2 separate regions of the Mus musculus genome follow, and region 2 is linked to region 1. The links are chromatin loops, found by intact Hi-C in ENCODE. Cell type or tissue: gastrocnemius. All regions are shown on one strand. Links, peaks and the distances in the headings refer to the core of each region. The heading gives the core; the rest is flanking DNA.

The links. Peaks named below come from ENCODE experiments on the same cell type or tissue, not always from the same donor. Only the 100,000 strongest peaks of a DNase experiment are listed, where the experiment ranks them.
Region 2: a loop joins it to region 1, with 2.9 times the contacts of the local background. A loop is called at or near these places in 3 of 42 quality-filtered maps.

The regions. Positions count from the first base shown.
Region 1 is chr2:114,646,907-114,662,903 of GRCm38, reverse strand. Dph6 (diphthamine biosynthesis 6) reads left to right here and starts at 7,940. Exons shown (of 9, transcript NM_025675.5): 1 at 7,940-8,073; 2 at 15,069-15,163. The coding sequence starts at 8,051. In gastrocnemius, for the core only: a CTCF peak has its summit at 7,705; DNase peaks (open chromatin) are centred at 8,025 and 8,180; H3K4me3 peaks cover 1,697 bases; H3K27ac peaks cover 1,854 bases.
Region 2 is chr2:114,194,106-114,210,102 of GRCm38, reverse strand. It overlaps Zfp770 (zinc finger protein 770), which reads left to right and starts at 8,671. Exons shown (of 2, transcript NM_175466.4): 1 at 8,671-8,766; 2 at 12,476-15,997. The coding sequence starts at 12,517. The coding sequence ends at 14,634. In gastrocnemius, for the core only: a CTCF peak has its summit at 8,598; a DNase peak (open chromatin) is centred at 8,694; H3K4me3 peaks cover 2,246 bases; H3K27ac peaks cover 1,957 bases.

The DNA of each region.
Region 1 (15,997 bases), core at 2,952-10,951:
ACATGTGCCAATGACTGCTGCTGGCCTGAAAGCTGATCTGCTGTCTCTTCTATGTTACTTTCAATCTTTCTTTCTGGGGAATACAGTTCTCCCATTTCTCAGAGCTAACCATGCCAGACTAAACAGATGCAGTTCTTGGGAATGAGGAATGGAGGTGGTCATGATGCTGTGGAGGACAATGAGCAGTCCTTCCACTTGGCCTTTAGGACTATGGGAAAGAAGCTAGAAAACATAACCACAGAGGCCCTAATGGTTCTTTGTAGAAATTGTTCATTGTGAGACTTGGTCTTGATTTGAAGATACTAGGAGATACATGTACGCTCCTGTCCAATGACTGCTGCATTAATTAGCTAAGGTGGACTTGGGGACATCAGGGATAGAGAACTAAAATAGTCTCAAGAAGAAAAGGCATGACTAGGAAAGGAAGGAATCTATAAAGTACAATCAAATGATAGATGGGTTTATTTTACAAGAGAAAGGCGTATATGTGATCTGGGAATAAATAACATGGGAAGGAAAAAGAATGAGAGGGGAGTAAGGCAAGAACACAAGAAGGGAGAAAGCAAAAGAATGAGAAGGGAGAAGGAAGAAAGGAGAAGAAGGAATGATGAGAATCCCCCAGTAAAGAAAGCACTTGAACTGACAGTTTGCATCATGACTGAGTCAGCACCACTCCCATTCCTGCCTTACTCAGGACCCTTCCCATGTTGAAGTTGGACGTCAGCAGTATTGGGTATTAACACAATAAGGCAAAACTTTATTCTCGAGTGAAGTTTTGGAGAAATTTCCCTATTTGTCATTTTATACCTGTAAATATTAGTTATGGATATGAAAAAGCTCACACCCTATTCAACCTCAATATGTCTATTCTTCTAGTGGTATTTTTATTTTCATATGTCTTTCTGGTGGTAATTAACTTTCTTCAACGTCTAGGTAAAGGATTTCCTTAAGTATCTCTCATAGGAGTAATATGGTGGTCATGGATTTCCCTTCTTTTTCTTTTTTTCTTGTATTTTTTAAGATTCTTTCTTTTCCTCCCCTCCCCCACTGTCCCTCCCTCCATCCCTCTTTCTCTGCCCCCCCCCCCCCGTGTGTGTGCATATCCTTCAATTCCCAATCATAACCTTGCTAGGAACACTAACAATTGGTTTCAGATTTATTTTTTTAATGATTTGAAATTTGACATTTTAATGATTCCATGCTATCTTAAGCTTGTAGAATTTTTTCTAACAAATGTATTAATCTAATGAACTTTCCCTTGACATTAACTTAGTATGTTCTCATTTCAAGAGTTTGACCATAGATGGCTTAATATTTTCTGCTTATGTCTATCAGAAATTATAAAGTTATGGGCATCTATTTCTTTCCCATGTTTAAGAACATGTCTTTAATCATAATTTCTCTGCCTTCATACATGCCAGTGATGTAGGAGTTTGATTATTTAATGATCTTTTAAGTATTTATATGATATTGTTATACTGTTCCTCTTTTCTTCACACTGGAACATAATATCAAAAGATATGGTCCATACCTTTTTTTATTGCGGTTGATCCAGTATAATGGTGAGGCTTTCAAATGTGTCATCTCATCTGATGTACTAAGACTTTCAATTCCAAGAATTATGATTCGTTCTTTGCAAGACATCTTTGCTGAACTTTTAATCCATATCCCAATTTCATTTAATTATTTATTTCCTTTGGATCTTGTGGAGTTGTTTGAAAAAAAAAAATCTTTCTTTTGAGTTCCCTGTCAGTTATGCCAACCACTTTGATAGCTTTGAAATCTGTTACTGGAGTTCTGGTCTGTAGGAAGTGTTACATTATTTTTAATGTTCCTGTGTTTTTTTTCATTGGGGATTGCATGTATGGCATAATGGACATGTCTAAAACTTTTATGGGATAACATCCTTAAGAAGCAGCTTTCTCCTAAAGACATGCCAGGTTATTCTAGCTTATTCTCGGCTTTGGGCTGTAATATAATCTCCCCATGGCTCTTCAGCACTGATTCCAGGAGATACAGGGTTGAGTATAGTACAAACTGTATAAAGTAAGAAGGGTCCATTGTCTCTGTTATCTCATACAAGGGTGGATCCCCTCTGTCATGGCTAATCTTCATTGTCAACAGGAATAGATCTAGAATCAACCAGGAGACAAGTCTCTGGATGCAACTATGAAAAATGTCCTTGCTTTGGTTAATTGGCGTGAGAGGGCCTCTATGAAAAGTGGGTGGTACCTTCCAGTGGCAGCCCAGATGTAATGTGGTCCAAGCGGAAAGTGTTTAACTCTTTCCTACTCGCTTTTACTTTTCACTGGGGGGTTCCTGTACTCTGTTGTTGTCTGTGCTGTTGCTGTCTCCACCCGTCACTGCCATCAGAACTCGGCTGCTTCTTTGGCTCCTCAATATGCACCAATGACCAGTAGTTCTCTAGGAATTCTCTAGGTCTTCAGCATCAGGATGGGATATGTGTGGTATCGAGCTTAGTGGGCCTTGGAGCTATAGGCTCTTATGATCTCCCCTGTGAAGACAGCCACTTTTGGCCTACTCAGATTGTGTCATTCATGTCTACCAATCTAATAACTCCCCCTTTTAATATATATATTAAAATGGATATATATATACATATATATATATATATCCATTCTGCTGGTTTCATTCTTCTAGAGAACCCTCATACACTGTTATTCAATTTTAAATCAAGATTGAGAAAGTATGGTGTAGCCAAAGCAATGCAAGGCCCTCTGGTAAAGGTATTAATCCGATGGGTACAAGTATTCTCATATTCTGATGGCTCCAAATTTATAAATATTTAAATAAGTGTGGCTTAGACAGCAAAGATCCTTAAGCCATTAATGTCTTTGTAGAAATAAGTATGAAGCATCATTCTGACGACTTCCTGTCTAATATTTTAGGGAAGACACACTTAGCTCTTTTCCAGGCTGCTATGTAGTAACTACCTGTAGTGTTTCTTGATGTGATTATCTAAGTCTTTATCAATCAGTACATCAGTGAGATATACTGCCAAGGAAGCAGAATTCAGTGACAGCTTGCAAGCTTTTATTACCGGCAACAGTGTTTGGCTGTGGAGAGTTTCCTTAAGTAAACTGGCAAAGGACTGAGGTTTTTTGAGACAAGTTTTCTGTTCACCTGCTTTGTTGGCCCTATGAGCTAAGCAGTATTCATTTGTATGTAACAGTTTTAAACTATAGAACATGAGCACACAATGTGCTTGAAAGGTGGATCTTGGGGAAAACAATTCATTGAATTACAAAATAAAAATCACTATAGTGAAAAGAAACCTTTTAACTTGTTGACATTTACTGGGTTGAAGTTATCTCTATGGCATCTGTGTAGAAAACTATGTATATAGGGTTTTTACTAAATCAAGTGTTCTTAAAATCTGAGCAAATTATGTCTCCACAAATGGATAGTAGTTAAAAATAAGTTTTCCCTATTAACTTATGAGAGTTTTAAGAAACACTTTGCCAGGATCCACTATTAGTATGTTAGTTTGATCAACATTAGTACATGTGTTTGGAAGTAAACTAAAGCATTTCCTTGAAAATGTTGTTTTTGAGTTAGACATTCACAAATTTAGGCTGGCCCTCCTTCAAATACTATTCTTGGTTTGAATAAACTCTTCTCTGTATGTTTCTCGCTAGAGCAGAGCACAATTGTGAGAGTCTAAATTTCCTGCTCATTCTCATGTGGTTTGGAGTCATTCTGATTCTTTGTGGCAGGCAGGGAGGAGATGAACTCAGAGCTATTTCCAACAACATCAGTTATTAAAACCACTGGTGAAAGTCACCAGATGACAATCCTTAAATGATTCATCAGGGTTCATTCAGGCCCTACTTTCAAGCTTCTCCGAACCTTTGCCCAGGCACAATAAATACCCTAAACCTTGGTGTTGCCCTGTCTGCACCACTCTACATGGTATCATTGGCAGAATTCCATCGTAGGCATGGAATCCCCTTGAGCTGAGTATTCACAAAAAAATCCCTCATTTCACAGAAAAGGAAGTACAGAATTGGGTCAGGTGCAAAGTATCTAAGTGGTACAATATTGTGTTTATTTAAATGAAGCTAGCCAAAGTCATATGTAAATCAGTAGCTCAGATGAGAATCTGGAAGGGTGCGTGGGGTGGTCATGCCTCAGGATATAGGCATAAGTGATAAATCAGATCTCTATGTATGACATACTTTAGGAGAAAAACATGGATCTGAGAACAAAAGGCTGAAAGGCACATTAGCCAAGGACCTACTAAGGAAACCTATTCTATACCTTTCAAAAGTTTTATCAAGATATTTCTAGGTCTTAGTCTGCAAAGAGGGCAGAGCAAGGATTCACTGACTTTCAGAATTCAGAGTCACTTTAAGTACTCTGCATGCAAGGACCTTCAAGCTGGAGTTACGAGGAGGAGTAAGGATTCTCAATTCACTAGGGATAAAGTCACGCACACGTAGAACCCAGATGATCCACTTGGTGCCCTTTTCCAATTGTACCTGTGAAATGACACATACAGCACACCAAGATTTAAAATAATCTACTGGGCAGTGGCTAAAACCCATTAGGAATGGCAGGTAAACCATAGAATGATACGATTAAGTAATTGCTGATGTTATGGGGAATGTGGTGTAGATAGAAACAGATATACCATGTAGACAGGTGAGGACTGGAATGAAGTACAATAACAAATGCTGCCACTTCTCCAGGTAACCTCCATTTCACAGGTCAGTCTTAGATAGATAGAAGGAATTACAGACATCATGGAGCAGCTAGATCTCCACCATTCTTGGCAACTGTCTTAGACTCTGATTGCGGTGCTTTTAGATCCACTACCAATGCCCCACCAGAGCAGACTTTTCTTGCACTGTCCTCAGACAGAGTGAGTACAAATGAGATATTAGAACTAGGCCACTGGAAGCTCACTTTGCAGTTCTTTTAACGGATTACTTTGGCTTAGGGTAAAGGTTTGTAAAAAAGGAGACAATACATTTGGCACTGTTATATGAGGTCATTTAGGAAATTCTGTTAGTTGAAAGGACTTCAATTGAAAGTTTTGAGAATTTTTTTCCTAGGGGTAAAATGCACAATACAAAGGATAACATAAAGGTGGCAGGGGGAGCAGGAAACCTCTGAAAACTGGCTGACCTTGGTAACGGGCCTGAGCATGTTATCCCCTCACTTATAGATAAGCCCCAGTATATACACATTATAATAAGTATCTTTGATGAGATTATCTTAGCATGAGGCTAAACACAGAGAAACAAAATGTAATTCTTAATATGCAGCTGTAGGGAGAGCAAGTTCTTTTCTCACCCTCTCTTGAAATGTGGCAAGGAAAAACAATTTTAAATGGTAGAAAATTTTTAAAAAAATGAGTCTTTGAGGCACTTGATGCTTATTTTATCAAAATAGTCCACATGTTAATTACTGATAATCTACACAGCTTTCTAAAATTGATGATAAACAGCTAGACTAACTTTCCTGTCATTGCTATTACTTCGAGTGGCATTTCCTGATTCTAGATAACTGGGCATCACCCTGACTGTCCAATTTGTCTTCCTCTCTGACCAACATAACCTCTCCACCAGTAAGGCTAACCTCTCATATCTTTGTTTGAAGATGTATCTGTTTCTCCTGTCCTTATCTTTCAAGTCCTATACTACTCTAACTACCCATCAGTTCAATGGACTCAACTCCCAATGATCTTGTCATATGTATTACATAAATTGTTACTTTCAAAATTTCATAGGCTGAAAAGCATATGATTCATAATGTATAATTTGAATGCTTTATCTCTAACCAGACACCAACATCTCAAATACTTAATTGATTTGGTAAATAATTATAATCACAGATTATTTTTTGCACACACGATTATAATACTGATACTCATAGCAAATTATCAATGCCATGATGACGCATACCAACTATTTGGAGCCATTGAAAGCACTTGTAGTATGGCAAGACGGATTGCTAATGTGTATCCCACACAATGTGAGGTGTCTCACACATCCTACCTTTAGTTCATGATATTGTTCTCATTTCTCATGGCTTTCTTTAGTAACCCATATCTGTCTATTCAACTATATTGACTGTTTTAAAAATACTAATTCTTTTCATGTTTTGCCAAATCCATCATCTTGTTTTTAGATCACATCACATCATCTCTCCTGGAACATTAAAATAGATTTCTTCCCTAATAGATGTTTTCAACATTGCAGTGTTATAAGAACCTGTTGTCCTTATAAAACCTTCAACCATACCTGTGCTATAAAGTCTGAGATGGCCTACACCACCTTGGATGATCTTCTCTCTCCACCACCCAGACTTCATCTTCCATCATGCATTCTGGTTACTCTTCTCCAGTTACCTGTTCTTTTGTCATCAAACCTTCAGTTCAAAACCTGTGCCCAATTCATGTCCTGCCAGCAGTCTTTAATTAAAATACAATTTTAAAAGCCAGGTGAAGGGCTGGAGAGATGGCTTAGCGGTAAAGAGCACTGACTGCTCTTCCAGAGGTCCTGAGTTCAATTCCCAGCAACCACATGGTGGCTCACAACCATCTGTAGTGGGCATCCAATGCTGTCTAAGGCTGTGTCTAAAGGCAGTGACAGTGTATCCCACATGTATGAAATAAATATGGCCAGAACCAGCAGGCTGGAAAAAAAAAAGCCAGGTGAAAGTAGAAATCAGAAAGGGAGATTTATTCAACATGGATACATTGGGAAGACGGATTTTGGGAGTTTGGGCATTCACTGGAGATATATATATGTATATATATACATATATATATATATATATATATATATATACACACACACACACATATACACACACACACACACACATATATATATATATATATATATATATATATATATGTATTACATGTATATAATGTGTATATACATAGGCAGTGGTGGCGCACACCTTTAATCCCAGCACTCAGGAGGCAGAGGCAAGTGGATTTCTGAGTTCTAGGCCAGCCTGGTCTACAGAGTGAGTTCCAGGACAGCCAGGGCTACACATAGAAAACCTGTCTCAAAAAAAAAAAAAAAAAAAAATATATATATATATATATATATATATATATATATATACATTCTTTACATATGAATAATATTCAAAGATGTATATGTTTAAGTTAGTTTAACTCACCAATAATGCCACGTGTACCCTCTATTTCTGCATTTTTTTTCTGTCTCTCTCTTTCTCTCTCTTTTGGTACAGTATTTTTCACTTTAACATACAATTCTCTTTTTAAATTCTCTTCTTCCTACACCTCTACACAAACTCCTTGTTCATGGATGTAGGTAGGCATGGTGGTCTATATCGTACACCAGTTGATCCCAGGAGCTCCAAAGAGTGCTTAGTACATTCAAATAACTAAGTACTGGCAAACGTATTTTAAATTAGATTTTCGTTTTGCTTTCTGGAGTGCAAGTTTTTCAGTTTCTGTATTGGGAAAATGCAAAAACACAGTATAGGAGGCGGAGGTCATGTAGCCTCACTGGTTCAATGGGCAGAGATGCAAACCTCGAAGTTAAAAGTGATCAGGGGTTAGTGGGTTTTTTTTTTTGGAGGGGGGGTAGGAAGGGCGAAAAGATTTCTTTCTTGTAGTTGACGAAGAGAGGAGAGAGACTAAATCCCCTTTCCAAGGTAGTGTTTCAAATCTTAGAACTTGTGACTTTGAATTTACTACCCAGACAATCCCAGCACCCTCAAGCGGTTTACCAAGGACCATGCCCTTCCCTTGGCAGCTTCACTGCCCTTACTTAGGTGGTTAGGCTGTGCCTAAACTTTTTTCTTTTTGTAAATTCTGAGCCATATATCCATGTATCAGGGAACAGATGCTGAGACTACCTAGCCTCTACACCCGGGTGTTCAGCAAGGTGCTGAAGGGGCAGTAGGCATGGTCGAGGGCAGGCAGCGCAGCAGACACCAGGTCGAGGACCGCGCGTGTAGGTCCAGTCGCCGCGGGATCCCGGGCCTGGCGTCTGTGGTTACCGCACGCACGCACGTACGCACGCACACTGCGCCCAGAATGAGGGTCGCGGCCCTGATCAGGTAATGAGGACTGGGGCCATCGCTTTACTCTTGGGCAAGGCTATATCCTGACGCGGCCACTGTAGAAACATCCGGAGCCACTTCTTGGGGCGCCGCGTGGGCCGGCCGGCGCCACGGCCACCGGAAGAGGCGGGGCGATCTGCTCGGGCTCCCTGGCCCCACGCGCCTCCTCTCTGGCAGCTTGGCAAAGCTAAACAGCACTAATTCCTGGGTCCTCCTCCTCCTCCGTGGGCGCATGGTCACCACGCCTGTTGGACTTTTATTTGCTCTGAACTTTGAGAGCCGCTGTTAACTTCACTTACTTGTTAGCAGTTTTTGTCCTCTATAATTCTCCTCAGTCTTGATCCTTTCCAGGAAGGAGGATTGCAACCTCACTCTCTTCTCACATCTCTGGCTTGCCGGGAGAGCTGTAGGATCCCCTAGATGGTTTGAGATTGCTTTGCTCCTATGTTGTCAGACACCTCCGTTGGAACTCAAGCTACTGACAGATGTATTTCCTCCTGGTTGAGTTGAAAATAAGCTAGGTTTTTCTAGATGCTCTGGAGTGCGTTGGATACAAATTTGCCTTACTGACCCTGGGCAACCCAAGTCATATTCCAAAAGTAGTTTGAAATCTAGTAACTTACTTAAAAGCCCAGATACTATAGCTGATAAGCAGAGCTATCCTTGATCTGTTTCAGTGCCTGGCAGTGATAAGGGGCATAGCAATATTAGTTTAAGACCCTTAAGTGTATTGTTTCTTGAGATTTAGACCTCAAAAAAGTGTGAATTCCACTTTATTGCTACAGTCTCTTTTTGTTAGCCTAGTGAAGCACACGTACACATTTGTTGTTAATGCCCTAGGTAACTGATGCTAGTTGACAGTGGGTGACAGTCTAGGTAAGCCAGTTTCTCTAGTGGCAGGAAAATGCCAGATCTGTTGATTCTGTGCCATTTTAAGGAAATGAAAACCCACCATAATTTAATAAATTTTACACATAAAGGGAATAAAACTTTAACCATCACGATTATTTGGTGAAGAGAGATAAAAATTAAATGTGAGCCAGGAAGGCAGCCATGGAACTTAGTTTACCGAAGCTCAGCAGGGTAGTAAAACATGTGAAACTGGAGAGAAGAAAGTCTCAGTGGAGTGTGTTCCTCAAAACACTCAGTGGATAGGAATTTAGAGGTGCTGTTTGAGAAATTATACAATTAAAAGCTGTATATTAGGAAATAAGAATGCACAAAATAAATATACATGTACTGTGTATGATTGTGTATAACATGGCCATATATTTAAGCTTCAGTTTGATAAATCTGTGTGCATTGTGTACCCACATGCATGTATTTGAATTTGTGTGTACAACAGTTGATAGGGTATGAATGTATTTCCAGGACAAAATGAAACACATTCTTTTATATCACTAAGTCAAAGACTAAAAAAAACTCAAAAAAAAAAAAAAAAAAAAAGATGTCCTGTTGAATGGAAGCTTGTAGATTATCTAGGCAGGCTATTTTAAATTTATTCTGAAGCATAGAAACCCAAATATATTGTGATTGCATTGTCTGCCTTTGGAATCTTCTGCCCGATCTGGGCTGCATTGTCTAGTCTCAAGAAGAAGCACCTAATCTTATTGCAACTTGATATGCCAAGGCTGGTTGGTCCTTAGGAGGCCTCCCCTTTTCTGCAAAGAAGGGGTGGTATGGTGGATGGAGCTACATGAGAGGGAGGTACTCATAGGAGAGGAGCGAGGAGAGGTGGCATCAGGATGCAAAGGAAATGAATAACATCATCATAATAATTAACAGTAAAAAATTCTTTGTTCCTGAATGCTTTTTGTTCTTTGAGTACTCTGTGTTCTGTAGAACACAGCTTGAGAAATACTTTGAAAGGATATTTAAAGAGTTGACATATTTTAAACCATAAAGTTAGGAGGTGATTATGGATGTTCACCCTTGAATCTCTAACGTATTTCTAGAGCATTTGTTTATTTGTTTTGGGGGGAACATAGTAATAGGATCCAATAGAGAAAGTTATGAAGACCTACTTTGGCGCATATCTGAAAAGATGAGGCCTGGGATTTATTTATTTATTTATTTATTTATTTACCTGACTGTCTTAGTCAGGGTTTCTATTCCTGCACAAACGTCATGACCAAGAAACAAGTTGGGGAGGAAAGGGTTTATTCAGCTTACATTTCCATACTGCTGTTCATCACCAAGGAAGTCAGGACTGGAACTCAAGCAGGCCAGAAAGCAGGAGCTGATGCAGAGGCCATTGACGGATGTTCTTTACTGGCTTGCTTCCCCTGGCTTGCTCAGCCTGCTCTCTTATAGAACCCAAGACTATCAGCCCAGAGATGGTCCCACACACAAGGGGCCTTTCCCCCTTTAATCACTAATTGAGAAAATGCCTTACAGCTGGATCTCATGGAGGCATTTCCTCAACTGAAGCTCCTTTCTCTGTGATAACTCCAGCTGTGTCAAGTTGACACAAAACTAGCCAGTACACCTGATCTTGTAAAACTATTTTAACAGAGCTTTCTTTCTTTTTTTCTTTTATTGGATATTTTCTTTATTTACATTTCAAATGTAATCCCATTCCACCTTCCCCTGCTTCTCTGAGGGCACTCCCCCACCCACCCACCCACCCACCTACTCCCGCCTCCCCACCCTGACAATCTCCTACACTGGAACATCAAGCCTTCACAGGACTAAGGGCTACTCCTCCCATTGATGCCCAACAAGGCCATCCTTTGCTACATTTGCAACTGGAGCCATGGGTCTCTCCATGTGTACTTTTTGGTTGGTGGTTTACTCCCTGGGAGTTTTGGGGGTTGGGGGTTGTCTGGTTGATTGATGTTGTTGTACTTCCTATGGGTTTGCAAACCCTTTCAGCTCCTTCAGTCCTTTCCCTAACCCCACCATTGGGGACCCAGTGCTCAGTCCAGTGGTTGGCTGCGAGCATCAACCTCTGTATTTGTCAGGTTCTGGCAGAACCTCTCAGGAGACAGCTATATCAGTCTCCTGTCAGTAAGCACTTCTTGGCATCCACAATAGTGTCTGGGTTTGGAGACTGTATATGGGATGGATCCCAAGGTGAGGCAGTCTGAATGGCCTTTCCTTCAGTCTTTGCTCCACATTTTGTCTCTGTATTTGCTCCGGTGAGTACTTTTTCCCCCTTCTATGAAGGACTGAACAAGCATCTACACTTTTCTCTTCCTTCTTCTTGAGCTTGATGTGGTCTGTGATTGTATCTTGGGTAGTTGAAGCTTTTGGGCTAATATCCACTTATCAGTAAGTGAATACCATGTATTTTTTTTTTTTTTTTTTTTTTTTTTGTGACTGAGTTACCTCACTCAGGATAATATTTTTCTAGTTCCATCCATTTGCCTAAGAATTTCATGAAGTGATGGTTTTTAATAGCTGAGTAGTACTCCATTGTGTAAATGTACCACATTTTCCGTATCCATCCCCTCTTTTTTTTTTTTTTTTTGAGACAGGGTTTCTCTGTGTAGCCCTGGCTGTCCTGGAACTCACTTTATAGACCAGGCTGGCCTCAAACTCAGAAATCCGCCTGCCTCTGCCTCCTGAGTGCTGGGATTAAAGGCGTGCACCACCACCCCGGCCCATTCCTCTTTTGAAGGACATCTCAGTTCTTTTCCACCTTCTAGCTATTGTAAATAAATCTGCCATGAACATAGTGCAGCATGTGTCCTTGTTATATGTTGGAGCATCTTCTGGGTATATGCCCAGGAGTGGTATAGCTGGGTCCTCAGATAGCATTATGTCAAATTTTGTGAGGCACTGCCAGACTGATTTCCAGAGTGGTTGTACCAGCTTGCAATCCTACCAGCAATGGAAGAGTGTTCCTCTTTCTCCACATCCTTGCCAGCATCTGCTATCATCTGAGTTTTTGATCTAAGCCATTCTGACTGATGTGAGGTGGAATTTCAGGGTTATTTTGATTTGCATTTCCCTGATAACTAAGGATGTTGAACATTTCTTTAGGTGCTTCTCAGCCATTTGGTATTTCTCAGGAGAGAATTCTTTGTTTAGCTCTGTAACCCATTTTTAATAGGGTTATTTGGTTTTCTGGAGTTTAATTTCTTGAGTTCTTTGTACATATTGGATATTAGCCCTCTATTGGTAATGATCTTTCCCCAATCTATTGGTTGCTGTTTTGTCTTATTGACAGTGTACTTTGTCTTACAAGAACATTGCAATTTTATGAGGTCCTATTTGTCTATTGTTTTCAGAGCATAAGCCATTGGTATTCTGTTCAGGAACTTTTCCCCTGTGTGTGTTCAAGGCTTAACCCCACTTTCTCTTCTTTAGTTTCAGTGTATCTGGTTTTATGTGGAGGTCCTTGATCCACTTTGACTTGAGCTTTGTATAAGACGATAAGAACAGATCAATTTGCATTCTTCTACATGCTGACCTCCAGTTGAACCAGCACCATTCATTGAAAATGCTGTCTTTCCCTCCCACCCTCCCACTGGATGGTTTTAGCTTCTTTGTCAATGATCAAGTGACCATAGGTGTGTGGGTTCATTTCTGCGTCTTCAGTTCTATTCTGTTGATCTACCCGTCTGTCTCTGTACCAATACCATACAGTTTTTATCACTATTGCTCTGTAGTACAGCTTGAGGTCAGGGATTATGATTCCCCAAGAAGTTTTTTTATTGTTGAGAATAGTTTTCACTATCCTGGGTTTTTAGTTATTCCAAATGAATTGAAAATTGTTCTTTCTAACTCTATGAAGAATTGAGTTGGAGTCTTGATGGGATTGCATTAATACACTCCTTTGCCCTTTGCATTCTCTTTCTTGTAAGGAATCCTATAGTGCAGTTGTCTGCACAGCAATGGCTGAAACACTAAGTATATTGAGGCTTGACTATTGATATATGTCACCATTTGGATTTTCATTGTATAGAATTTAGAATCAAGTCTGTCACAGTCTATTATACAGTTTGAATTTGGATTTTTAGATCTGAATATCATCCTTTGATGGGCGTTGGTAGCCAATAGTTAGGTTTCATGTAGTTAGAACAGATTTAAAGCTGTTTTACTTATGCATGAATATGCATACCATTTGCTTGCTTGTGGAAGCTATAAGAAGGTATTGGATACCCTGGAACTGGAGTTACAGATGGGTCTAAACTGCCATGTGAGTGCTTGGGATTGAGGACTGGTCCTCTGGAAGAACATCTTAACTACTGAGACATCTCTGTAGCCCCTAGATTTTTTTTTTTAAATTAAGGACTTTCATTTAAGGAATATATGAAATAAGTGTTTGGAATATCATTCTGGATAATTAATTATGTGCACAGCACTTTTTAAAAATTTAATTTAATTTGTAATTCATTTTTTTTTAATTGGTTGGTTTTTTTTTTTTTTTTTTTTTTGGTTTTTCGAGACAGGGTTTCTCTGTGTAGCCATGGCTGTCCTGGAACTCACTTTGTAGACCAGGATGGCCTCAAACTCAGAAATCCACCTGCCTCTGCCTCCCAAGTCCTGGGATTAAAGGCGTGCACCACCATGCCTGGCTTGTAATTCATTTTTTACACACCATATTCCATTCCCCGCCCATCTCCATCCACCTCTAACTGCTGCACATCCCAAACCTCCTCCCCACGCACTCCATCTCCATGTGGATGCCCCCATCCTCCACCTCTCCTGACCTCTAAACTCCCTGGGGCCTCCAGTCTCTTGAGGGTTAGGAGCTTCATCTTTGGATGAATATAGACCTGGAAGTCCTCTACTGTATGTGTGTTGGGGGCCTCATTATCTGCTGGTGTATGCTGTCTCTTTGGTGGTCCAGTGTTTGAAAGATCTCAGGGGTCCAGATTAACCAAGACTGCTGGTTCTCCTACAGAATCACCCTTCTCCTCAGCCTCTTTCAGCCTTCCCCAACTCAACAACAAGGGTCAGCTGCTTCTGTCCATTGGTTGGGTGCAAATAACTGCATCTGCCTCTTTCAGATGCTTGTTGGGTCCCTTGGAGAGCAGTCATGATAGATCCCTTTTTGTCAGCATTCCATAGTCTCAGTCCTAGTGTCAGGCCCTGGGACCTCCCCTTGAGCTGGATCCCACTTTGGGCCTGTCATTGGACCTTCTTCTCCCCAGGCTCCTCTCCATTTCCATCCCTGTAATTCTTTCAGACAGAAACAATTATGGGTCAGAGGTGTGACTATGGGATGGCAACCCCACAAATTTCCTGTCTTCCTATTAGAGGTGGGCTCCACAAGTTCTTGTTTTAAATTCAGTGTATCTGGTTTTATGTTGAGGTCCTTGATCCACTTAGACTTCAGCTTTGTACAAGGTGACAAATATGGGTACATTTTCATTCTACACACAGACAGCCAGTTAGACCAACACCATTTACTGAAGATGGTTTCTTTTTTTCATTGTATATTTTTGGCATCTTTGTCAAAGATCAAGTGACAGTAAGTGTGTGGTTTTATTTCTGGGTCTTTATTCTATTCCATTGATCAACATGTCTGTCTCTGTACCAAACCATGAAGTTTTTAATCACTATTGCTCTGTAGTAAAGCTTGAGGTCAGGGATGGTGATTTCCCCAGCTGTTCTTTTATTGTTAAGAATTGTTTTCACTATTCTGGGTTTTTTGCCTTTACAGATGAATTTGAGAATTGCTCTTTCCATGTCTTTGAAGATTTGTGTTGGCATTTTGATGGGGATGTGCACAGCAGTTTTTATCTTATATAAAACCACTGTAACAAATATACTTAATGTAGAACTTCTGTATTGTTGCTAATGCATGTAATTTCATAAATTCCTAGAAGTGGCAGCATTAGACTTTCAGATTCATGTGGTCAGTGTTCTTCCTACTTACAAATATGTGTCTTATTGAGCAGTAATTGTGAAACAATCCTTCATGGATTCTGAAAAGCCAAGTAGAAATGTGTTTGATTTTGATGTCCAGTGATTCTGTGTTTACTGGTGGTCAGAGGCCTGACACTCATACCCTTTTCCCTTACTGACTTGTTTTACAGTGGTGGGAAGGACAGCTGTTACAACATGATGCAGTGCATTGCTGAGGGGCATCAAATTGTTGCATTAGCAAATCTAAGACCAGATGAAAACCAAGGTAAGTGTATGATTTTTTTTTGATCATTTTCTAAATGGTTGCAACTCAACTTCATTATTTCAGGTTTGCAAGAAATAATGAAGAGAAAACTCTGCTTCATTGGTTCTTGATTTACAATATAGGAATGCCACTATTAAAAAGATGTCCATAGCTCTCTTAGATGCAGTGAAGCATGCAAGTGTTCCCCTTGCACCCTCCCATAGTTTATGAGCCTCTTGAGAAAAGGCCTTAAGTCTTTCCTGTGGGTGCTCCTCAGCCCTTTAAGCTCCATACCTGTGGTAGGTATTCACTCACAGTGTACTGATAGACCAGTGAGTATTAAACTCATTTGAATGAACCAGTTTACTTCTGTTGGATATTTGAACAATTCTGAAAGTGATGTGGAAAGATGGAAATTGGCAGTATTTTATAGGAAGAAAGGAAATGGGCTTATAAAAACATGTAGGTAAATTTATACTTTAGGGCTTTATTCTAGGCTTTGGTGATGATAAGCTAGGGTTTAGCAGTAAGGGTTTCTGAGAAAGACTCTAGTACTAACTTAAAATATGAGAAATGGGCTACTGTTGCTTTTATTGCAAAGAAGCATAATCAGTTAATGTGCTGTAATGGTGAGACCTTGTCTGTCCCTTTCATCAAGATGGACAAGTGACTCTTCATCTGACTTGAGAATTCTCAGTACTGAAAATGAAACAAAACAAGCACACAAAAGCAAAGCAAATCAAAATACTTACGTTCACAGGATGTGTACTGCATATATAAAGTTATTTTCTTCTCTTGAATCAGTTGCGACCAGCTTTCAATTTCAATATTAGATTATTGTGACAAGATCATTAT
Region 2 (15,997 bases), core at 4,196-12,195, 450 kb after region 1:
TACTTTGATCAGGTTGATCAGGGTGTCTCTTCACAGCAGTTAAACCCCAAATAAGAATGGTGGATTTTGTTTTGTTTTTCTTGCTTGCTCTTTTGAAGACACACCGTTCCATTTAAGAATTTCTGTGAACCCAGCCTAAGATTATGACCTGAACAATTCTACTCATTACTGAATTATTTAAAGCCTCTTTCTCTAAGTGCAATAATATCCCTTCCTGGTTAGACTCTGACCTTGGATTTATTAGAACTACCAGTGAATACTACATGCCATAAGAAATATTATATAGACATATTTAGGTAATAAAGAGAAGAGAATTTCCACATTCCACCTAAAATTAGAGAGGTAGCAGTTGGAATGTGGACAACAACTATTTCTAGTGTACAGAAATTAAGAATGTATTTATCTCTAAGCTGCAGATGCTTTCCTTGAGATTAATTGAATTCTTTATACTCAAAGCAGTATGCTAAATTTTCTGGATGTATATGTCAGGTCTATAGAAGCAATAAAAAACAAACTAAGACCACCACCTTACTCATGCTGAATCATGAAGAAACAGGAAACCTAAACAAATCAATGAGCAATGGCATTGAATTTATATCATAAAATAACTCATAAAAGAACCTATCAATAACAAGTGGGTTTACTGATGAATCTGAATCTTTAAAGAAGAACTAACAGAAATGATCTAATTATTCCAAAATTTGAAGAGTAAGTAATTTTTTCAAACTCAGTTTATATAGCTACAATTACAGTAATACTCAAACCAAAAAAAAAAAAAAGATATATACATACACACACAACAACCTACTTGATAACCATTCTTTATGGATGTCAAAAAATATTCAAAAACTACTAGCAAAGGAATTCAAAAGCACATCAACAAAAATATTTACCATGGTAAGTAGGATTCATCCTAAGGACCTAAGGATGGTTTGTTGTGCAAATTGAGATGCAATATAAGATATCAACAGAATACGTTTTAAGTATATGCTTATCATAACGGATGCAGAAAATATTTGATAAAAGCTTAGCAATTTATGATAAATATCATGAACCAGTGAGGGTAGACCCTCCTGCTAACTATGTGTGAGTCAGTCTTCTAGCACCATGCTCCTGCATGATACCGAACTGAACCTCTGATCCTGTAAGCCAACCCCACATAGAATGTTGTCCTTATATGAGTTGTCTTAGTCATGGTGTCTCTTCACAGCAGCAAAACCCCATGTGCTATTGACACATGGCAATAGCAAATGTCTGAAAAAAAAGAAACCAAATCAATATTTCCACTAGCTTAAAAAATGCAGCCAAATATAACCAAATATACCCATGAGCTGGTGAAGTTATGTGGTATAAAAGATGTGCAATAAGTTAGTGGGATCTTGGGGCCATATATTTAGTGAAAGGGGCAGAACAAATAGATAATACTGCCTGATCGCACTCATAGGAGGGGCTTTCAAAGTTGGTTTATGAAAGTTAAGCACTAAATGCTGGCTATCAGCAGCTCAGAAACGTAGAGGCAGAGATGGTTAAGGAACTGTTGGTCTCAGAGATAGGTAGGAGAAATTAAGTTATAGTTGATGTCTTTCCATAGTGGACTATATAGTTCAAAACAACTGGAAAGTTTCTGAATGCTGTCTCCAACACACACAAAAAAAGGGCAACTGTTTGAGGTGACTAGCATGATAAGCTTGATTTGGACATTTAACAATGGAACACCACAGGGTACCTCATAAATATGTACAATTTTATGTGTTAATTGAAAAACAACAAGTTAATAAATAGCAAATCCAAAAACTTCACTAGTAGTTAGTGTTGGCATTTCTTCTATGCTCCGCCCAACAGCCAGGTAGGCCTGGCTTGCTATAAAAGGGACCTTTGTCCTCTCTGACTCTCTCTCTCTCTCTCTCTCTCTCTCTCTCTCTCTCTCTCTCTCTCTCTCTCTCTCTCTCGCTCTTGGACTATTTTCTCTCTCTGACCCCCTTCACCCTCCCTCCCTCCCTCTGTCTCTCCCTCCCCTCTCCTCTTTTTCTCTGTCTCTGTTCCCTTCTCAACTTCTTTTCCTATGCATGAAACCAAATGGTGTGTTCATAAAGTCAAGGATGTGTTTTATAGAGCGGGATCTGGTGCAGTGGGAAGGGGTGCTGCAGAGGACCCATGCTGAGGCATCTGTTTCCCTGAGGTATAAGGCAAATAAAAAGTGTATAGTATAGAGTTTATTTGGGGGTATGGGAAGGAGAGTTGAGCAGAGAGTAGAGGCAGAGAAAGAGAGGGTTATAGAAAGAAGAGAAAAGGCCGCCAGGAACAGTGGTGAGGGCGGGAAGAGGGTCAGAAAGAGAAAAGCTTCAGAGTCAGAGAGAATCAGAAAGGCCAAGCAGTCACTTTTATAGCAAGCCAGGCCTACCTGGCTGTTGCTAGGTAACTGTTGGGCTGAGTGCAGAAGGAATCTCAACAGCTAGGGTCTGAGGAGAAATGTCCCTATCTGTTCTGATTCTTACAGAGACAATTTTTTTTTTTTTGGTACATTTATATCTGTTAGAAAATAATTGGTCAGCCGGGCCTGGTGGCGCATGCCTTTAATCCCAGCACTCGGGAGGCAGAGGCAGGTGGATTTCTGAGTTCGAGGCCAGCCTAGTCTACAGAGTGAGTTCCTGGACAGCCAGGGCTATACAGAGAAACCCTGTCTCAAAAAAAAAAAAAAAAAAACAAAAAGAAAGGAAGGAAGGAAGGAAGGAAGGAAGGAAGGAAGGAAGGAAGGAAGGAAGAAAGGAAAAGAAAAAGAGAAAAAAGGGTCACTATAATTCAAACATGAAGATCCAGAAATAGGAGATTCATTGTGATGAACTCTCCTGGTCTCATGAGCAAAATTTCAACAAGCACCATAGTTCCTCCTTCCCTTTTTGGTACGCCTATACATGGAAATTGTAATTCTCAGAGATCCATTCAATGAAAGTTGAGGCATTAGTCCTGATCAAAAGTTTAATAAGTATAGCCAAAACCTACATTTTGGAATTATATATAGATAAAGACCTAGCTACACAATGTAAAGACTGGTCAGAGTTCAGATAGGACCACATATAAAAGTAATGTGTGATAATCTCGGGACATGGAGGCCACGATGGGAAATAACTAGAGCAGGGGTAGACACAAGGGATCCCAAGAGCAAGATGTCTAGCTGACCCAGCTGAAACAGTGAGCTCTGGGTTTAACAAGAGATCCAACCTCAATACATAAGGTGGAGAGCAATACTATGTCAGACCCTCACATGCACCCCTGCACACACAAGCAGCTACACACAAACATGCATACATAGATACATATACACAAAAGAAAACTCAAATTACTAAATGTGCCTTCTTTCTGTATAACTCTGGATCCTCAGCACAACTGAATGTTAATCAACACATGAAACGCTAAGTGGTTTGGATGGAATGATGCAATTGCTTATCTAGACCCTGAGATCCAAAGATGTTGTCAAGAATTGAGTTTTAGAAATATCCCACAATATACTAGAAGACTGCAGCTAGCTGTGAGTTAAAAGTGGCCCAGTAGTCCTGGGTAAATCACAACCCTACTATTCTGTGTTTTCTGATTTTAACTAACTTTCTTCTCTCCTCCATCATTCTTCATCTCATCTCCCGACTCCAAAGGTCCTCAAAAATTACATGACAAAATATATAAGAGTTTGCAATTTTTCCTAAGGAAGTATATGATTGAGAGGAGAGCTTTTATTCGCAAAATCCCTCTTAAAAGCAAAGCGAGCTGTGCTTGTTGGAAATTTTCTTTGATAATCACTTAAGAATAGAGGCTCCTATTTGAGGAATTCAGATTTTAGCAGCCTATGTACATGAAAGAGGCAAGGAGATAATTTGTTGGTTGCTCCACAGGAAAGAGGTAAAAATAGAAGAAGGAAGATGAAAAAGCAGAGGTAACTTCTCTAAGAGGCCTGGAACTTCAACAAGCATTAAAACTTGAACTTCTACTACTGCATTTGGAATTTTTCAGGCCATACGTAAATAATGACAAACACAAAATTATTAGCATAGAAGAGTTTTTCAATTTTTTTAATAAAACAACCCTACAAGCAATATTTTCTCCTCCACTTTCCCAAGATCCTCTCTCAGGCAGACCTTCTAGGTAGCCGTGTAGCGGTTCATGCAGCCTGTTCCCAGGGCTTCCACACCATCTCCCATTTCCCGATCTCTGAGCTTAGCCCATAGACCACCCTAGGTTCCTTTGGCTCTGGTGTATGAAAGCAGCAGCATTCCTGCCTGCCCATTGAACTACCAAGTCCTGTGACCTCTTGCCAACACCAAGGTTGCCCTATGGTTACAGAGAGAGATTTGCAACTGTAAAGCATTATTTTTTAAGTTACTAGCTAAATGGACCACAGTCTTCTATGCTTGGTGTATTTTCTACCTATTTGCCTATGAACAATGTGCTTTAGTCTGTTATTTTATGGCATTAGTTCCATTTGCCCTTGATTACTCTTATTTCGATTAGGTTTTACTAAAAAAAAATTACATAACTTCTTAGTAAGACCACCTATTAAGATGTCAAGTGCTGTCTCAGTCTTAGCCCCATCTTTCTTGAGACTCCTGTGCTATGAGAGCGAAGTGGTGGAAGAAGAGAATGCACAGGCTGAAGCACAAGAGAAGAAAGATGAGGCAGAGGTCCAAGTAAACCAGCCTGTGCACCCACGAAGTCTGCAGGAGCAGAAGTGAGGGATGCTGAAGGCTGGGACACTGGAACAAGTTGTTGGACTGTATGCTGCTGTCGGTAATAAGTCTCAGTAGACCTGGAACATCACCTCACCACGATCACCTGGGAAAATGACTGCCTTTCTTACAACCAAAACAGTCCCGCTGGCCCTCTGCCCTGGACCTTTGGCACACTGGACTAGTTTTATTCTCTCTTGTGGCCAAGTGTAACTCGTGTACAATAAATCCTCTTTCAGAGAACTGAAAAAAAAAAGGATGTCAAACCCTTCTTGTTCTATTTTCATTTTTGTTGTTGTGACACACATCTCGATGAACAGCAACTTAAGGGGGAAAAGATTATTGGAATTACAATTTTAATTTCCAGGAAATCAAGGCAGGAACTCAAGAAGCTAGTGATACATTGTGCATACAATCTCCAGAGCTCAGGACAGGTAGAAAGAATGAATCAGACCTTAAAGGAGATCTAACCAAATTACCCCTAGAAACTGGTGGTATCTGGGTGTCCTTCCTTCCCTTCACCCACCCCCCATGAGTCAGGAACACCCCCTACTTAAGGGGAGTGACTGTTGATGAGATAATGTTTGAAAGAACTTCTCCAATCCTTCTAAATACTAGAGCAGACCCACTAACAGAGATCTCTAATCATGCTATTTTTAAATCAATTAAGGCACTTCAGAAAGTCCAAATTGGTCTCCACACTTATGTTCAACATTTGCAGAAACTGCCACAGGTCAACCCCCATTGATTCCAACCTGGTGACCTGGTCTTATCAAAAGACATCAGAAGGAAGCTTTAACACCTCACTGGGAAGGGCCTTACATCATGATCCTGACCACACCCATGGCTATACAGCTTGGTGAGCTCTGAACTTGGATCCACCATTCCTACTTGAAGTTCAATCCCTGAAAACACTGGAACCCAGAGCATCGATGGATCATCAGGCCACACGCTGAGGACCCAATAAAGACTAATTGCTGATGGCTCACCTTGATCCTCTTTTCTTGCTTGTTAAATCTGATGTTATATCAAAACATAAGGCCTATAAAACCAGGAAACTATAGCCCAAGGACATGGAGACATTCAGTCACTAAAACAGGCAAAATATTGCTGATTGTGACCACCACTCTCACCATGAATCTCCCTGGTGTAAAATAGACATCTGCCATTTATAGCCAGGCCCTGGGATGCCAGGGTCTAGGCTCGCCACTGGGTGTCTATAAAGAGAACATCTTGTATATTACATGGGTGCACCACCTGTCAATTAAGAAGCCTATAGCCTATGGCTTAGGCAGGAAATAGAAGGTGGGACATGGGAGGAGAAAGAATTCTGGGACAGAAAGAGGCAGGGAGATTCACTGGGAAGAGGTGACAAGTCAGACACATGGTACCTGAGCACAGGTAACCAGCCATGTGGCAAAATGTAGGCGAGAATAAATGGGATATTCTAGTTAGGGAAGAGCCTAGCTATATGGCCAAGGTGTTTGTAAATATATTTTGAGTCTGAGTTTTATTTGTGGGCACATGGGACTGGGAAGAAGAACTGGTGCCATTCTTCAATAGTGCCAACCTAGAAACATTGAGGAGGGAAAACTGAGGAAGATCGTATTATGCCTGTCCCACTAAGGGAGCTGAGGTACCCTACTGTTTGGATGAAAAAGAGATCTATTGTCTCTTCTGGTCTTGTGTTACTTGGGCTAAGGGCTAAGAGCCCTATAGAGCTGATGAGTACTTAGACACAAAATTTGAAAGAAATCTTAGTTGTAAGATAGCCTGCACTTGCAACCTGGTCACCATCACCTTGAAGAGACGAGACTTGCTTCCCCCTTATGCCTACTGGGGACTTAGAACATACCTGACACGCCAAGATCTAGGAACCATGTTCACCATTCAAAGGTAAGGCAAAGCATCTCTTTTTAAATCCATAGGACCTTTGGTGAAAATCCCTGAGGCTCCCCTTCCCAGCCAGTTTTCCTCTGTACCCCCTGTATCAGGGACCACAAATTTTACTTCCAAGACCCCTTCTGTAGGATACCTAGGACTCCATTCAACACTCAGATTCCTGTTCATAGACACTGTTTTGGCTACCTTTAAGTTCCTAAACAGTCCCCAGCCCGATATGAGAGAGGACTGTTGGGTCTGCCCAAAACCCTAAGCTCCCTACTGTATAGGCATAGCAACAACAGATGCCAGACCATCAAGCTGGTTTCCCTCAACAATAGCATATCATGCCCCTGAGATACTCCCCTCACCTTAGGGTATATAAGGGGAACTGGAATTTATTTTAGGTCAAAAAGATATCCCTACCTACTTGATCTTAATCTCAAGTATGTCATGATCCTGATGTGTGTGCATTTGATAAAGGTCTTTAATAGCATCAGGCTAAAAGAGAACAATCTCCTGGCTTCACCCAGAGGGTTTTGGGTTGCCTGTACTCCAGGACTTACTCCTTTCTCTCTGTTAGCCATTTTGCCATTGAGCAAAAACCTGAATTGTGCATAATGCTACATATTCTACCCCAGATTTCCTATTATGAAGATACTGCAGGATGCAGTCACAAAGGTCTCCTGCAACAACTAGGTAGTGCCCCTATTCTGATACCCACACTAGTAAGACTGGGGATAGCAGGCTCTCCTGCACATGATAGGACAGCTCTAGTCCCGGGATGCCAGCATTGTAAAAATACCTGAGAGTACAAGTTGATAAAGACTTAGCCCAGCTTCACTCAGCCACCTTCTTCCTACAAATTCAAGAAGACTCCTTAGCTGAAGTAGTCCTACAGAGTCAAAGGGCTCTAAATTTATTGTTCTTAAAAGAAGGGGGCTTATGTATGGCCCTTGGAGAGCAAGGTTGTTTATAAGTTAATCACTCTGGGGTAATCAGGGACACTCTGGTAAAAATTAGAAGTAACATCCTTGATAGGGAACAACAGAGAAAGAAAGAAAACAGAGCTGGTATGAATCCCTTTTGAATTGGTCCCCTGGGTTAACTTCACTCATCACAGCCTTGGTTGAGCACCCCCCCCCAGCCCCCGATGCTTATATTTTCTAATGATAAACTTTGAGTCCTGCATCATTAATGCCTTGATTTCCTTTATCAAGAACAGAATTTCCCCTGTTCAGTTGTTGGCCTCTAGACCTAGTCTATCAGCTTAAAGGTCAGTCAGCTCTGCTTTGTCTAGATAGCCTATATGTTGCAAATGTTGTAAATGCTGCAAATGCACCTATTCCATAGAAAAACTGGTTCTGATGCTTGCTCCCATCACAGATTTGTATTTGGAGTGTGCATTCAATAAATCATCCATTCCTTACTGAGATTGGTGTCTGAGTCGTTTGTGTGGCTATTCCTGGACCCTAATAAGGGTTCTATCATTTCACAAAGCTTTTGTATTTGGTATAATGTCGAGTATTTTACATGCATGTTGTCCAAAGACATCTTACATAAATCATCAAAGAAGACCCAAAATGCTGGGCAAAGAGTTTTCTATATTGTAAATGTCCAAAATACATAGAACTAGTGAAATCAGCAAGACCAGCCCCTGGCAGGACAATGGATAGGGCCCCTGAGAGAAGCTGATTCTGTATGCCTTCACCTCTTGGTCGTATTTACAGAAATATGAAATGCTGAGAACAGTCGTGATCTAGAATGTACCTAATACTGAGAGTTTTACCAACAGCCCTGAGCTTACAAAAAATTATGAATGGGCTTTGAACTCTAATCATGGATTCCAATAAGAGCTGGCGTTTTACAGTCCTTTCTGGGACTTCCACAATGAAGGGTCGGTAACAGTAGGGCAGAAAGTGCATGCATCCATTTAGAGTCTTCCTTTTTCTCTCCTTGGAAATTGCAGCACTGGGTGGATAAAAAGCAAGCAAGGGCCCAAAGATCGTGAGAGGATGTTTCCGGACGGACCACATTCAGAGCGCGCCTGAACGCCGCGCTTGCGCACTCAGCCAGTCGCCGCGCTGACCCTGCGGACGTGAGCTTGCCTGCCGTCTTGGCGAAACCCAGGCTCTGAGATGCGTCCCTGCCCGGCGTTTGCCAGCTCCGGGTGAGTGTGGAGGACCCCAGAAGCCTGCGTGCGAGATGGAACGAATCCCGGGGAGGGTCAGGCCTGCCCAAGTCCCGCCGAGGTTCCTGGGGATCCGAACAGGGTGCCACGACCTCGGCTCCTTGCATGTGCTTCGTCAGAGCGGTAAACTCAAAAGAGCTGAGCCCCGCGCCCCATCTCCTGGGGTCGAATCACTTATTTCCCATCTTTCACTCAGCTCTTCCCCTGCACCCCATCTTCTGGCTGCAGTCAGTGGAGCTTTCACCCTTGCCCTTCTTTTCTAGGCATGGGATATCACAGTCCCTGAACTCGGCTTGACCCCTGCAGACTCCTTACTTGCACAGCAGATGAGGCCAAACACATAGCTTCCGTCTAGGGAAAGGTGATGCATGGATGGTTCAAGGCCAAGAGAGTGGGCCATGGAGAGAAAAAGAAAAAAAAAAAAAAAAGAAAGAAAGAGGCGAAGACTGTTGTAAATGTTACCATAGATAATTCTCCAGTTGGAACTCTTAAGTTTCTCTACGGTGTTTTATTTCTTTCTTGTAATTTATTTTGTATTTTGTGATTTTCTTTTAAAGAGGTATTTGCAAAGACAGTGCTACTTTCAACCTTGAAACAACATTGGATTTTATCGATGTCAGTTTTTATAGTTACTTGGCTTAACGTTGTGTGAGCTCCTATCATGTTATAATGTCTGGATAGTCATTGAGGCACATCCATTGGTTTGTCATGTTTCACTTTAACGTGAAAATTAGCTTTTGTGTATTTTTTAAAAAGTTTAAAAAGCCAATGGGGGAAAAAAGATCAGGTGAATGGGATTTAAACCTCTAAGTCCACAGGGGGGATTGTGCTTGGAGTGTGGAAATCCCTGACCTTTTACTTATAAATAGGAAGTGAGATCACCACTTGCCACAAATGATTCTGACAAGGTAGGGTTCGCAGTAAGTGCGTATCCAATCCTAATACTAGTGATAGCTACTTGACCGCAGACCCTTTTGAGTACAGGAGCTAGAGGTAGCCAGTGCCTGTTGTTTATAATCATATAGTTGCCTTGTGTTGTTTTAGTGCGAGACTTTTTGTTTTTTTGAGAGAGGGTGGTAGTCTGTAGAATCAGTAAGTGGAAGGAGAAGTATACAAAAAGATTGGAGAAGTTCTTGAGTTCCCCACACTCAAACCCTATAGTTTGACCTTAGGCAGTTACAAGGTTTTGCCCACCAACTTCCTGGGGAGAAGCTGCCTTCCCATTCCATACTTAGTATGGAGTCAGTGCAGTACAGAGGTTTTTTTCCTCCCTTTAGCCCTTCACCAGCCCTCTCCTGGCACAGCCCATAGGAAAAAGGGAAAGCCCTTTGTTAGACATTTTCCTCTTGTGCACTATATCCATTAACACTCACTTGGTGTCTTTCTGTTTAAGAGAACACTGTTGCAGCAAGTGAAGGAAGGTTTGATTATTTAAGCTTGGCTCATTGTACTGATTGACGACCATCTTGACAGTTGTGGCTCAGCAGGAATTCAATGAATTGCCTGACAGGAATTAAATATATTTCTGAATTCTTTGCAGTCTGCTGGGTTTATGATAATTTTAATCCTCCTAACCCTTAACTCTTTGCCAACAAGTTTGCATGTTGTTCGTTTTTAGGTTTTTGTTGTTGTTGTTTGGTTTTTGTTGCTTTGTTTTGTTTTTCAAAGCTGAGAGAAATAGAAATACCCATAACCCCAACAGGTGTTTGTTGCTGGGTTATATGATATATTTTATAAATTAGTAGAGTGTTTTATGGTCTAATTGTTTTATTTCGTTATTTAAATGAATTTTTTCTTTTGACTACTAATAAGATAATTTTGCATGCATATTTTAAAATAGTTGAACCAATGGGAAGAAAACAGGACTCTATTGTGTTCCTTAGAGCTCTTGCCTGTGGGCACTTACTATGTGGTATATATTCTGCTACTTTACCTATTAAGCCAATTGGCCTGCCTGTGATCCATTGAGTTGACTTTACAGCTAATAATGAGTATGGACCTGTACATCGGAAAACACTGTTAAAAGCAACTAGTACAAAATAGTCTCTCAAATTTTATTTGTTCCTTATTCAGATTGCACAATGAGTGTATTTGGTTTTGTGTTTAAAGTGTCGCCTAGGAGAGATAATAACCATATAGGTTGACTGTTTGCCAAGTTGGTAGACAAAAGAATTCTTAGTTTCTTGTATAGCTAGACATTCTGTATACTATAATGAAAGAAGAGGTGTAGCTTCAGTTAGTTTAGTTTTTATTTTAATTGCTGGCATATTTAAGGCTAATAGAATAGTAATGGAGAAGAACCTTGTCTTTTCTGGGTGATGATACATGAGAATTGTGAAATGTTTGTTAAGTTTTAGTTTGTCTCAAAGATATGTGTACTGAGTACATCTTAGACCAGAATGACCTATTTTGAATATTGCCTGACAAAGGAACCACATTCAACAGTCTGTTCTTTGTTCATAAATACACATGTGAGTGTGCAGGATGTCAGCCTCGTTCTTTTGTACTTGTTTTTGTCAGGAAGTCTTCAACAAAGCAGAAGGGAGAAAAGAACTACATTTTGTGTGTCTGTCTAAGGAACCTAAAATATTATTACAGAAATAAGAGTCACAACATAAAATTTGGCATCTCCTATTTCTGTGTTGCTTCAGGATTTCCTGACATGTGCACATACGTTATTGCCATTCATTTGCACAGCATTGCTCCCAGTTTAAAGAATCTCAAATTCTCCTTTCTTCCTGACACACGAACTATACAGGAAAAAAAAAAATCTAGGATTAAAACTCAGGTCTTCTGGGAATATTCTCCTTGTTGATCTTAAATATTTGAGGAGAAAGAAGGAGAGCGCTTTGTGGGTTTTTATTTTTTTGTTTTTTGTTTGTTTGTTTGTTTGTTTGTTTTTGGAGACTGGATCTCATTTTATAGCTGTGGCTGTATTGGAATTCTGTAAAGCAGTATAGACTTGAACTCACAGAGATCTACTTGCTTCTGCCTGCCATCTGCCGAGTTCAAAGGCATGTGCCATCCAGCCCATTGAGAATAGTTTTAATGTTGTGTCAACCATCTAAATATAATTAAATGAAATGGTTTATGATCAGAGCATGTCTGTAGTATTGCTATAATTCAATGATAATGTCTTGTTCTTAATATTTTATATTTTTACCTTTTTTATAATCAATTTACAAATATTTATTTACTGTTAGGGCAGGAGTCTCACTAGCTGAGCCTGGCCTGAAATTGCTGAATAGCCCATATTGACCTCAAACTCACGGTCTTTCCTGTGTTTAATGTATGATGGGTAGCTTTAGAGGTGCACCACAATAACAGGGTGTTTTTTTTTTTTATAATGACAAAGCAACTTATTGGCATATCTAATAATGAAGAAAGTTGGAACTGAAAGGGTTATTGAATGTTAAAAAATAAGGTTTGGTCATTTTTCAGTATAGCTTATCAAGTTAAAAAAGTACTTTAAAAACTTGTAGAATTTTAAATATTTTTAAGACTTAAATCTGTCTAAAATTAGTTCTATGATTATAAAGAATTCATCTAAGATGGTTGTTACAGTACTTGAAAACACAAGAAAAGTACAAATTCTCCCATATTTTTAATCTTTAGCCTAAGGAAATTACTTGCTTTTATACAAATCTTAAAATTAATACTTCGTTGGTTTTGTTTGTTTAATTTTTAGAACTCTGTGGAACTTAAGAATGCCATGGAACTCATCAGGATATGCCACTGAGGAATGTGATGGCTGAAAACAACTTTAAAATGCTGAAGATTCAGCAATGTGTAGCCAACAAACTACCTAGGAACAGGCCATATATTTGCAATATCTGCTTCAAGCACTTTGAAACACCATCAAAATTAGCTAGGCATTATCTCATTCATACCGGTCAAAAGCCATTTGAATGTGATGTGTGCCATAAAAACTTTAGACAACTCGTTCATCTGGAGAGGCATCAGTTAACTCACAATCTGCCTTTCAGTTGTAATATTTGCCAACGCCACTTTAAAAATTTGAAGACATTTGTGAAGCATCAACAGCTTCACAATGAATCCTACCATAATGATGTTAAAGTCAGAAGACTGCTTGAGACCAAGCAAGAGAAGCCGGTATATGGAATGTGTAATACTTTTACTGCAGATGAGAGATGGGCACTACACCCATGCTCTAAGTCTGATGCCACATACAGCACCACGAAGAGAAGAAAGAATATCCACGCGTGTACGATCTGTGGCAAAATGTTTCCGTCACAATCAAAACTTGATAGGCACTCACTTATTCACACCGGGCAGAGGCCTTTTAAATGTGTCCTGTGCAGTAAATCTTTCCGACAGTCAACCCACTTAAAAATCCACCAACTCACACATTCAGAAGAAAGACCTTTTCAATGTTGTTTTTGTCAAAAAGGATTTAAGATTCAAAGCAAACTTCTGAAGCATAAGCAAATCCACACTAGGAATAAGACTCTTCAGAATCTTCCTTTAAAAGTAAAAAGTCCTGAGTCATGTCCCCTACCTAATAAATTAAACGCAAAGCAGGATGCTTTTGAAAGTGGTGATATGGGTGAATCTGAGGAGAATAATCCTCTTGATGTCCACTCAATTTACATTGTCCCTTTTCAGTGTTCGGAGTGTGAAGAATGTTTTGAGTCAGAGCAGATTCTCAATGGACACAAGTGTCTTCCTGCCAGAGGTGGCAGAGTTCCAAGCAGACTCAAAAGAAGCTGTAACTATAAGACCATTGTTAAAAAGCTCTTGGCTAAACTTAAACGTGCTGGGGGTAAAAAATCAGATGATCTTCAGTCAGAGAAGAAGAGAACATTTAAAAGCAACTACCTGAAAAATTGTGAACGCTCTTCTGGTAAGCCGAACATAGAACAAACTCAGAGAACATTTGTGGGTTCTCTTAGCAGACATGGTTCATACAAGACAGTTAGCAAAAAGAAGAAGAAAACTCTGGCTTTGCCATTTTCTTGGCAAAAGCAATTCCAGAGCCAAAATACGGGTAAGAGTTTGCAAGGCATCCTTACAACGGGAAGCATATTATCTATGGATGGTTCCGTCAATAATAAAGACTTGTCAATCTATGGTTCGTCAGGTGAGGAATACTTAAACTGTGACATGCTTCAGTGTGGTTTTTCAGATTCAAGTGAAAATATACATACTGGACATAAGATGTGTCCCTGTGATAAATGTGACAAAGTGTTTCCTTCTATTTCTAAGCTACAAAGGCACTATTTAATTCATACTGGACAGAGACCTTTCGACTGTAATGTTTGTGGAAAATCTTTCAGACAGTCAGCTCACTTAAAAAGGCATAAACTAACTCATATTGAAAAGATTCCTTACAGTTCTTTTTGGCGAGTGGACTTTGGAAATGTGAACCAACTTTTCATCCATCCAAGTGATGATGTTAGCTATAATGCCTCCCAACAGTGCGAGGGGCTTGGTTCCCAAAGCTGTGAAAGTTCAGAGTCCAGTCAGGTATCAGAAATTGAAGTCAAGGTAGAACCAGAGGATTTTCTTCTTGGTTCCCACTGTAGGAGCAGGCAGTCTTACCTCGCCAACGCACTGGTGGAGTCAGAGCAGAGCCATCATTGTTACAGTTACTTAGGCCGTCCTGAAAGAAGTGACGGGCTCCTTTACCAGTGCAGTGTTTGTTGTAAACATTTCCGATCTCCGTCCAAACTAGAAAGACACTATTTAATTCATGCAGGGCAGAAGCCATTTGAGTGCTCAGTCTGTGGTAAAACATTTAGACAAGCACCTCATTGGAAGAGACATCAGCTCACTCACTTTAAGGAGCGACCTCAAGAGAAAGTGGTTCTAGACTCAACTGTGTAACGGAAAACCACTAATGTGATATAATACCCCATAAGGCATTTTTGCCAAAGGCCTACATTTGGTGACTTCATAGGCAATTGCTTGCCATGCATAATCAGGAGTAAGATAAATAAAATGGGTGTTTTAGACACAGTTAAATGACTTGAGAAGGAATAGCATGGTCTGATGCCATCCATAGGACTCTAAGGTTGTCAGCATATAACTCTGGTTGTATTAAAAGCTAGGAATCCATCATGTCCAATTTGGCCTCATGTGTTGAATTACTCAAGACCTTGTGTGTCTTTGGTTTTATGCGTATCTCCCAGAAGGAGGCCAGAATTGCCATTCAGCTGCAACTAACCATCCTGCCCTATTTACTTCTACATGGAAGCGTACATTTTATTGCAAAACAGTTTTCTTACAAATTAAGAGTAATAGATATGGAAATAGGTTGGGGAAATTAAAGCATTTTACTTTTCTATAGTGGTTTCTCCCCCCCCCCACCCCTTTTTTGAGACTGGTAATTTTACCTTCTAAGACAAAAGTTTTACCCCCCCCCCCCAAATCCCAATCTAGGTTACTATTTTCCCTGAGGAATTTAAAAGTAGCAAGAAGCTGGGTTGTACCCATGTGTATTTACCATCCACTAATGTTTACATTTGCATGGTGTTTTCCAAGGGCCATTATGTCAGCAGTTGTATCTTTTTAGTTAAATGCAGTGCACCTGTTTGCTTATTAGTGGTTGACAGCAGACAGCAGTGGCCAGGGGCAAGACTTTGCTTTAACAACTCTTTGGCCATAAGAATTAAATCTCTTCTGCTAAATTCAATCAAATGGCAATAGCTATGTAGTTTCAGACTTCACTCTTCTGTGAAAGACACTAATGTTACAGTATTTTTTTTTTTTGACCTTCGTTGTTCCTTCAGTTAGCAAAAGTCCCTATACAGGAATATGGTGCTTAGAAAGCTCAAGGCAGTATTTGTTTCTAAACAGTATTGTCATGACTTGACAAAATATTTCATTTAATCCTAATATGAAAGAAATGACCTAGTCACGAGTCCTTCACATTTGTGGCAGTTTGTAAAATCTTTGACTAACATTTTTTCGCAATAAAAAGGTCAACTGTTTTGTTTCTAAGGTGAAAAGAAACAGGTGGATATTTCACATGCTTAAATATAGTGAAAAGCCCTCTGTTGGAAGTATGGGTGATGGAGTAATTGTAAGTTTTGATCATGGTGTAAGAGCTGTACTTTGTGAGGGGAAGGAAGGAGGAAAGCTTTCGCCCCAAGTGAGCCTTAAGAAACTTGGATATAATTTACACAGATGAAATGTGACGGTATGAGTAAAATATCCAGATGATAAATAAATGTGCCTATTCTGAAGT